Regions from separate parts of the Homo sapiens genome. Here region 2 is linked to region 1. Evidence: read pairs that join two places in POLR2A ChIA-PET (ENCODE). Cell type or tissue: OCI-LY7. All regions are shown on one strand. Each heading gives the region's core, and the rest is flanking DNA. Links, peaks and the distances in the headings are about the cores only.

The links. ChIA-PET counts read pairs that join two places held together with the same protein. Peaks named below come from ENCODE experiments on the same cell type or tissue, not always from the same donor. Only the 100,000 strongest peaks of a DNase experiment are listed, where the experiment ranks them.
Region 2: POLR2A ChIA-PET joins it to region 1 with 9 read pairs; 4 of 35 experiments call an interaction of 5 or more read pairs at or near these places.

What each region holds. Positions count from the first base shown.
Region 1 is chr3:177,323,090-177,327,492 of GRCh38, forward strand. It overlaps LINC00501 (long intergenic non-protein coding RNA 501), which reads left to right. Exons shown (of 2, transcript NR_047465.1): 2 at 1-346. Among named protein-coding and RNA genes, the nearest start is that of LINC00501, 31 kb to the left of the region's middle. In OCI-LY7, for the core only: no CTCF peak of the experiment used is centred there; DNase peaks (open chromatin) are centred at 1,349, 2,302 and 2,622; H3K4me3 peaks cover 1,330 bases; H3K27ac peaks cover 2,572 bases.
Region 2 is chr3:177,063,332-177,067,734 of GRCh38, forward strand. It overlaps TBL1XR1 (TBL1X/Y related 1), which reads right to left. Exons shown (of 16, transcript NM_024665.7): 3 at 1,589-1,691. The coding sequence starts at 1,646. Among named protein-coding and RNA genes, the nearest start is that of TBL1XR1-AS1, 28 kb to the left of the region's middle. In OCI-LY7, for the core only: no CTCF peak of the experiment used is centred there; no DNase peak of the experiment used is centred there; H3K27ac peaks cover 568 bases.

The DNA.
Region 1 (4,403 bases), core at 150-4,149:
ATGAACTGAGAAGTAGACGCATTCTGTGTAATGGATACACACTGAGGCTGCAATTTTTGAAAAGTCATTGTTTTGACTTCCCTATATTCACATCGAATAACGCTTTTAGTCTTTGCCCTCAGTACTCTAGAAGGGGCTATATAGCCTGTTTTTGTATTTGTGGGAAAAAGACTAGAAGCTGGGCAAAATGCCACCAGGAAGACTAACATGGCGACGTGATCCCAAGGGAAACTGAGGTCTCACACTGTCCAGCAACAGAAGGAGGTTGAATTCTGGAGGAGGTTTAATTTTTTAAAAACTCAAACTAATAAAAGATGTTCACAAATATTAAATATTTTTATTTGGACTCTGTGTGTATTTTAAATTTTTTATTATCAACATAAAAAATATATGCTGGTATCTGTTGAGATCCAGTTAGGAAAAGAGAAACCATACTGGATGTTTTAAACAGAGGCGGGTAAATACAAGGAATTACTAGCCTGAAAAAAAAAAAGGATAGCGAACTAACCAAGAGATTATGAAAATCATAAGTAGCTACCATCCCTACAGCTATGAGGAGCCACTGCCTCAGACTGGGGTTTGGGGAGAGGCCGTGGCTTAGTTGTTATTGAGGCTGCTAAGAGGGTGTCACACAGCTGTGCCCAGTCACTGAGAGCACCTGCCCAGCTGGCTGAAGCCTCTGCAGAGGTGCCTCATGGCTATGCTAGAAACTGTGTGGGCTTCTAGGAGGCCACTGTGCAGCTGATGTCCAGACCCAGAGGGGATTTGGCCTGGCCATCCTCGGGGTGCCAAAAGATGCTAGAGGCTTTGCTGTGTCTGTGCTGGAGAGATGCTGACGATGGCCAAAGGCAGGAAAAGTATCTCCTCTCCCCTTCTCCCTTTCATAGTTCCCTCAATGCCTCTCACTGGCAGAATTTAACTGGCGAAAGTTGGTAAAAAGAGTCTTAGAAATGTGGTTCGCGGCCAGGCATGGTGGCTCACACTTGTAATCCCAGCACTTTAGGAGGCCGAGGCAGGCGGATCACCTGAGATCAGGAGTTCGAGGCTAGCCTGGCCAACATGGTGAAACCCCATTTCTACTAAAAAATACAAAAATTAGCCAGGCGTGGTGGCACGCACCTGTAGTCCCAGCTACTCGGGAGGCTGAGGCAGGAGAATCGCTTGAGCTCGGGAGGTGGAGGTTGCAGTGAGCCAAGAGCACCAGCTTGGGCGACAGAGCAAGACTGTCTATAAAAAGAAAAGAAATATGGTTCTCATATCCCTAACCCCAGCATCACAGAGCACTGTGTAGAAGCTGCATCTGGGGCTGAGAGGCGGTAGGTGAATAAGCATCACAGATCCTCCCGTTGGGTACCAAGCATCCACATATCATCCTCTACCCATTTGAAAACTTCTCTACTGCAGCAATAGTAACTTCATGCTTCTGGTAGCAAGTTGTAACTTCCCTTTGAAAACATGCTTTCAACTTCTACCCCTAAAATGGAGTTACAAATCTCTTAACACTCTTCACATTCATCTCTGGGTGATGTTAATTATTGTTTTTATTCATAAGAGAATATATATATATATATAGTGTATATACATTTATATACTCTTTATATATTATAAAGTTAATTATCACCAACAGTGTTTATATAAAATATTTGAAAGTTAGGAGGAAAAAAAGAAGAGAAACAAATGAAGACAAAAGTATTCGTATCCACTACTTTATTTCTGGAACTGGTCACAAAGCCACAGTTAATATTTATAAATTCCTTTTTCTACTACCTATTCTACATTTCCCTTGCCTTCCGCCAGCTGGTCAGTATTCTTTATCTAGTGAAGTGACCCGGAAGGGTCTGAGGTTTTTTCAGCCCCCCACCTTTATTTTTTTTTATTTATTTTTATTTTTGAGATGGGGGCTCACTCTGTCACCAGGCTGGAGAACAGTGGCGCAATCTCAGCTCACTGCAAACTCCGCCTCCCGGGTTCAAGCCATTCTCCTGCCTCAGCCTCCTGAGTACTTGGGATTACAAGCGCACATCACCACGCCTGGCTAATTTTTGTATTTTTAGTAGAGGCAGGGTTTCACCAGGTTGGCCAGGCTGGTCTCAAACTCCTGACCCCAAATGATTCACCCACCTCGGCCTCCCAAAGTGCTGGGATTGCAGGCGTGTCCCACTGCATCCAGCCCAAAGCCCTGTCTTTATCAGGCATAAAAAATGACAGAGATGCCTTAGAGAGTCCCTTCAGCTCCAGATCTAGTATGCCCCGGCCACACTGTGCAGCAGCCAATACAGCTAAACAGAAGCAATCACCCCAACCAGTGCAGTAACCTCTTCCTTTGTCTGTTCGTTCAGTGACACAAGGAACTGAAATTGCCAGATGGTAATCTCAACTTCCAATTCAATAGAACAATTGTTGTTTCCCTGCTAGAATCATTCTTCCTTTAGGAACCAAGCTCTCTAACAAGTGGAACACAAAGCTATGGGAATAGGAAGCAAAAATTCTATAAGTGGGTTATTGGGAGGAACAGTGAGAGCAACTATTGTCATTTTTACCTCTTTATTTCCAGAACCATAGATTCTGGCTATGGGGAAAGAAGCACCACGTATTGGTCACAGTTTTAAGTGCATATACTGCATCTCGTAGGATAGTGATTTCACCCCACAGATGTTCTCTCAACTGAGTCGTTAGGAGACCATTCTACCTTTTCTCTGAGGCCAGATCCTTTTTTTTTTTTTTTTTTTTTGAGACAGAGTCTCACTCTGTCACTCAGGCTGGAGTGTAGTGGAAGCTGTCTCGGCTCGCTGCAACCTCCACCTTGTGGGTTCAAGTGATTCTCCTGCCTTAGCCTCCCATGTAGCTGGGATTACAGGCATGCACCACCATGCCTGGCTAATTTTTTGTATTTTTAGTAGTGACGGGGTCTCACCATGTTGGCCAGCCTGGTCTCGAACTCCTGACCTCAGGTGATCCACCTGCCTTGGCCTCCCAAAGTGCTGGGATTACAGGCGTAAGCCACCACACCCAACCGAGGCCAGATCTTTCTAAGAGTTAGTGATAAGACCAGTGAGTTCCATGGGCATGAGCCCATTGCTATACTTTTTTCTTTTCTTTTTTAATGAGTTCCTTAGCCTGAACAATGTTGCGTGGGATACCATGAAGGTGGATAAGGCAATCCATAAGTCCATGGATAGTGTGTTGGCAGAAATATTGCAACCAAATAAAACAAATCAATATCCAGATTAAGTGTCTATTCTGGGGAAGACAACTAGAGCTCCTCATGATGGAAGTGGTTCAGTGCCGCTGGTGCCTGGATTGTCCCCCTTCCCTACCAAATGGTGGTATAATAGAAACGTGTGTTGGCCTCTGCTACTGTCAGCTTAAGCACTTAATGGTGGTGGTGAGCAGATCACCAATGGGAAGTCTATGGTGCTGAGCCCATATGCAGCCTTCGTCCTTGCTGGCATGGTCTTTTGTATATGAATCTATTGAGCAAGTACCTGTTTGGAGAAATAAGCTGACAGACATCCATTGAATAAGCCATCCTTCCTACCTGATTATTGAGAGCTCTGTAGCAGATGCCTTTGTGAGCGTTCGCACAACACTTAAATACCCTCATGCTCTGACAATTAAGAGGTCCGTCCACATACTGCTTTGCAGACAATATTCTAATCCTTTCTTTCTAAATTCCTGATTGTTCAGCCAAACCATTAGCCATTATACACGAAGCAGTAAACGTCCATCCGTATCTCAGGCCATCTCTCAATCCAAAGCGGACAAGGAGATAATGTTGCTTAAAGTCTTTCCACTGAAAGGATTTCTCTTTTCTTTTTCTTTTTCTTTCTTTTTTCTTTTCTTTTCTTTTTTTTTTTTTTTTTTTTGGTAGAGACAGAGTTTCACCATGTTGGCCAAGCTGGTCTTGAACTCCCAACGTCAGGTGATCATCCAGCTCAGCCTCCCAAAGTGCTGGGATTACAGGCATGAGCCACTGCGTTCGGTCAGGATTTCTCTTTCTTAGTGTGTTTGTTTGTTTTAGCACACTTCTTATCGTGGCTATAATGCTCTATTCCTAGCTTGCCAGTGTACTGGAAAAAAAGAAATCTATAAACCAGATTCTTCTTCAGCAATTTGTTCACAGGGAGATCACCATAAAAACCTAACACTGGATGAAGGAAAGATGGCAATGCTGCAGAAGAATGTGCCATAGGAGCCCGAGCCTTCAGTACACGTGACTACATTGTTGCTTCAGAATCTGCTGGAGTCTGGTTTGGTGTGTACCATTTCCACTTGGTGATGAAGTATTGCCATGCATGCTTAATTGTGTGGCCTAATGAATCAGATAACACCTAGTCAATTGTGGGCAGCTCAGGTGACATGGCCAGGTGTTCAGTCTCTATAAAGCTCAATAGTGGCCAGAT
Region 2 (4,403 bases), core at 153-4,152, 260 kb before region 1:
TCTAACTTCCAAAAGCAGTAATTTTATATGGCTCAACCTAAATAGTTGTCTTTACCATACACCAACAAGCCTTTACAATATATTTCCCATCTACTGATCCTTCACAATGGTTTTTGCTCCAGTGTCCAAAAGTCTCAAAGCTCTGGCTTAAAAGGTGATTAAATTTAAAAGCAGAAAGAAGAGTTTGCTTTAACCCAACAAATTTTTTCCATTTGGGTTGAAAGTGCTACACAACTTTCAAACACAAGTATTTGAAATTGTTAAACTTGTTTACAAGTTACATACGTAACAATCACTAGTCACTACTTTTTCACTTTATTAATCATTTTATCTTATTCAAAACATTCTTTAGATCTGCCTTCAGTACCAGTCTACCAGTTTAAACAAAGAAAACAAAACAAGAGCTATTAACTTCAAAGCTTCATTATAAATTATTCTCTGTGGGCTTGGATACTAATCTCTCTTTCCCTCCCTGTCCTTCTGGACATCACTTTCACAGCTGTTACACCTCAGAGAGGGGCAGTGATGGTGCTTGGGAATAGAAAACCCCTACCCCCAAAAAATGCTCAGCACTGAAGAACAGCTGGGAACATCTCAGCAAGCAACAGGCTCTCAGACCGAAAGCCATGTTTGTATTCCTTGCATAGGAAAGGACAACTAACTATGCCATACAAGAAGAATGATTCAAGTCTCAAAACCATAAACTGGGGGCTCAATATTCTACAAGCTTAGACCTCTACTTTATCCTTCCATCCTCCCTCACACTTGACTACCAAAATTATCTTTTTTATGGGGCACCTCACCTTACTGCTAAAACATTACAGTAACTTTAAGGTATAATTTCTAAAATTCAATCTCTAGACCATGACATTTAAAATCACCAAATGCTTTCATTTTTTAGTAGCAATCGGCATTTCCATTGCAATTAATCTTTCTCACCATCCTATACCTCCACCCATACCCAACCATGTTCCCTCTTCTACTTTTAAATTTTTGCTTAATCCATCCACATTTCCCCTTGCAGTATTCCTTCTGTTTTATCTATCAATAAAACTTGGAAGATCACTGATTGATTTAATATTAGTTGCAAATGGCTTTCAATGATTTCTATTTATAATTACTCCCATTACAATAATAACAATTCAGATCAAGGATACACTTAATTCAAATAATAATTTTGAAAGCATTCTAGGAAAATACTGTTAATTTAATTTCCAAAATACTAACTACAATTAGGACCAACAACATTTAATTGAGAATTCTGGATATACATTATCAAACTGATGGTGGCTAAAAGTTTTTATGTTCCTACTACATATGCAATAATCTCACCTCATAACAGATTATAAAAATGGTCTTTGAACAACGAAAGCCAAACTGTTACAAATAATTGCCTTGTTTGCAACATATTTGAAAGAGTCAGAGAGTTAAACCATGCAGTAAAACATAGCTTTAAAATGGCAGTCCAGACATTAAGAAAACATACAAAGTTCAACGGTTTGGACTGATACAAATTTCAAATGCATAAAAGATTATTTTGAGAATATTAAAATAATTTGAGGCCTATTTACTTTATAAAAGTACTCACCTGACTCTTGCAAGTATCTATATACCAAGAAGTTGACCTCATCACTGCTTATACTCATCTTTATTCCCACTTAAACCATGAGGTCACAACACAGGATATAACCCTAAAAATAAAACAAAGTTAATTATTTTCTCAGTAAAATATTTTTAAACAAGATGTAAACAATGTTGTAAAAACCATTTGATTTTATTAAATGATGTAAAACGAAGGTTCTACATTGCCTAATAATAAAACCTGACAAAGTTGCTTCCAATAGTTAGGAAAATGATTATACAACCAAAACATGGCTGGTGTTATTTTTCTTCAAAGTAACATACTGGCAAAAATAAAACAAAATTTTTTAGAGGGCTTTAGCATAATATTTTAATGATTTTATCAAATAGCATAAAATGTTGCTCACTTTTTCTCCTTAACTGTAAAAAGAAGTAAATTTTAAAAATAAAAAATATTAGTTATTTGCAAGAAGGCTGATTTAGTTAAAAAAGAATATCAGTTACTTGGGAAAAGACCATTGGGTGGGGTAGAACCATGAGTTATCCACTCCAGTTTTATCTATGAAACTTGGCAGGATATGAAGTCTCTATTTTCTCACCATCTCATCTGTAATGTTCAAGTCTCAAAAAGCTCTAGGTATGTATGAGATAGGCTGGAATACAGTTCCCAAAACTCAAATGATGCTTTCTTACTGGACATACTTAAACCTTAACACGAAGTGGGGGAAAAAAGAAAACTGAGGCATGACTCAAATATATCTAATTATACTTATTTGTCCTCATGTCACAGAAATGACTGAAAGGAGAGGTCAGGAAACTTTTATATAAAGAGCCAAACAATAAATATTTCAGGCTTTATCAGCCATACAGCCTGTTACAATTACTCAATTCTGCTGTGTGGTGCAAAAGCAGCAACACACAATATGTAAACAAACGAGTGTGGCTGTGTTCCAATAAACTCAACTTATGGACACTGAAATTTGAATTTCATAATATCATTGTATCATAAAGTATTATTCTTCTGATTTTTTTTTCCTAAGCACTTATAAAAATGTAAAGACCTTTCTTTGCTTGTGATTCTTATAAAAGGAAAGCGAGCTAGATTTGGTCCACAGAGTGTAGTTTGCCAATTCCTCTTTAAAAATGATATATTCACATCTATTCAGCATAAAGAAATATCTAACGTGGAACTATGCTGGTTGTCCTGCCACATCATGGATTTCTTTATGATACAGTTAGCAGATTTTTTAAAAAAATCAAAAATTAACAAGCATTTGAGTAGGCTACCAGGTGACAAACTGCTACTGCCCTACATTGAGGACAAAGTGGTGACTAAGTACCACCCATCAAGCTTGTCATAGGGAGAAAGACAAATGGGAGGCAATGACAATTTTCTAGTGGACACACACAGAAGAAGCCCTAACTAAAGTTAGCAGTCTAGGAACACATTTAGAAGGAGTGTCCTTGGTATTCAGACTAAAGGAGGGGCACGAAAACAAGGGTGCTTGGGGAAGGGAGGGAGTGAACAGAAGCATCCCATGAGCTGCAGCAGGTGTGGAAGGAATGAGTGAGGACAGAGACGAGTAAGGCTTGAAATGCAGGCAGAAACTATATTCAGGAGGACCTTCAAGGCAGCACTAAGAGAAAACAAATCCATTAAACAGTTTCAGGAAGAGCAGGGAAAAGCACAGACTATAAAGAAGCTAGATTGGAGTAAGAGGAATTAGGGAGCCAAATTAGGAAAATATTGCAGTAACTCAGGAGAAGACTAAATCCTGGACTGTCACAGAGGAACACTGGGGTTCCAAAAATATTTAGAAGGTAGACTCAATGGTAACTGACTGGATGCATAGTTGAGGCATAGTTGAGGAAAAGGAAAGAATCAAAGGTTTCTCTCTGGACAACTGAACGGTTGGTACTGTCAATTACTGAGATGGGAAACCACAGAGGAAGAGTGACAATTACAATATCTTCATCTAAAGAAAAGGTACCCTCTTCACCAAAAAAATTAATTCAAAGAGTACAATTAACTTTATATAACCTGAATGTTTATTACATGCTTAATGGAATAAGTCAAATACTCTTTTGAGGATACTGGCCCAGGGCACTGGTCTAGATGTACTATAGTACACTAGATGGTAAATGTTCTGGCAGGACACCTTCCTCAACTTTAGCCTAACCACCAGTAAGGTGCGGTATTGTGCTCGGCACACATAGCAGGCACAGTCAATTCTGAAGGCATGCTAAATTGAATGACTTTAAAAACAAAACATCCAACCCCATCCATGATAAAATTATAAGAAATTAAATCATAATTTGATCAATCATGAATATGTTTGTCACGGGGAACAATTAGCAACTATTTTATTTTTAGGATTTCCCAAAATGAGATGGGCTAGGTGGAATCCAACTGAGACAGACTGACAAAGAAACAGTAAATTTTCTTTTCCCCTAATATCATTCAGTCCAAAACTTGGATGAAAGTATCCAACCTGCAAAGGTTTTTCACAATGCTCATTCTGATTAGCAAAGGCCATCAATTTCCCAGCTGAAACTAGTAACAAGTGATGCTTCCAGCACCACCTAATGCATTCCAGGGCAAAGAAAAATACAAATCAAAATGATATAAATTATTGCTTTTAAAAATTCCTGCAATAAATATATATTGCTGGTATATTTTTAAGTCATAATAAAAAATACCAAATAAGAGCAGGAAAGTTATCTGTCCAAACTGCTATAAACTGATTATTTAATTGATCATAGTGCTATATTAGTTCCCGGCAATTAAGTTTTTTTTTTAAAGGAAAAAGACCTTGAAAGGC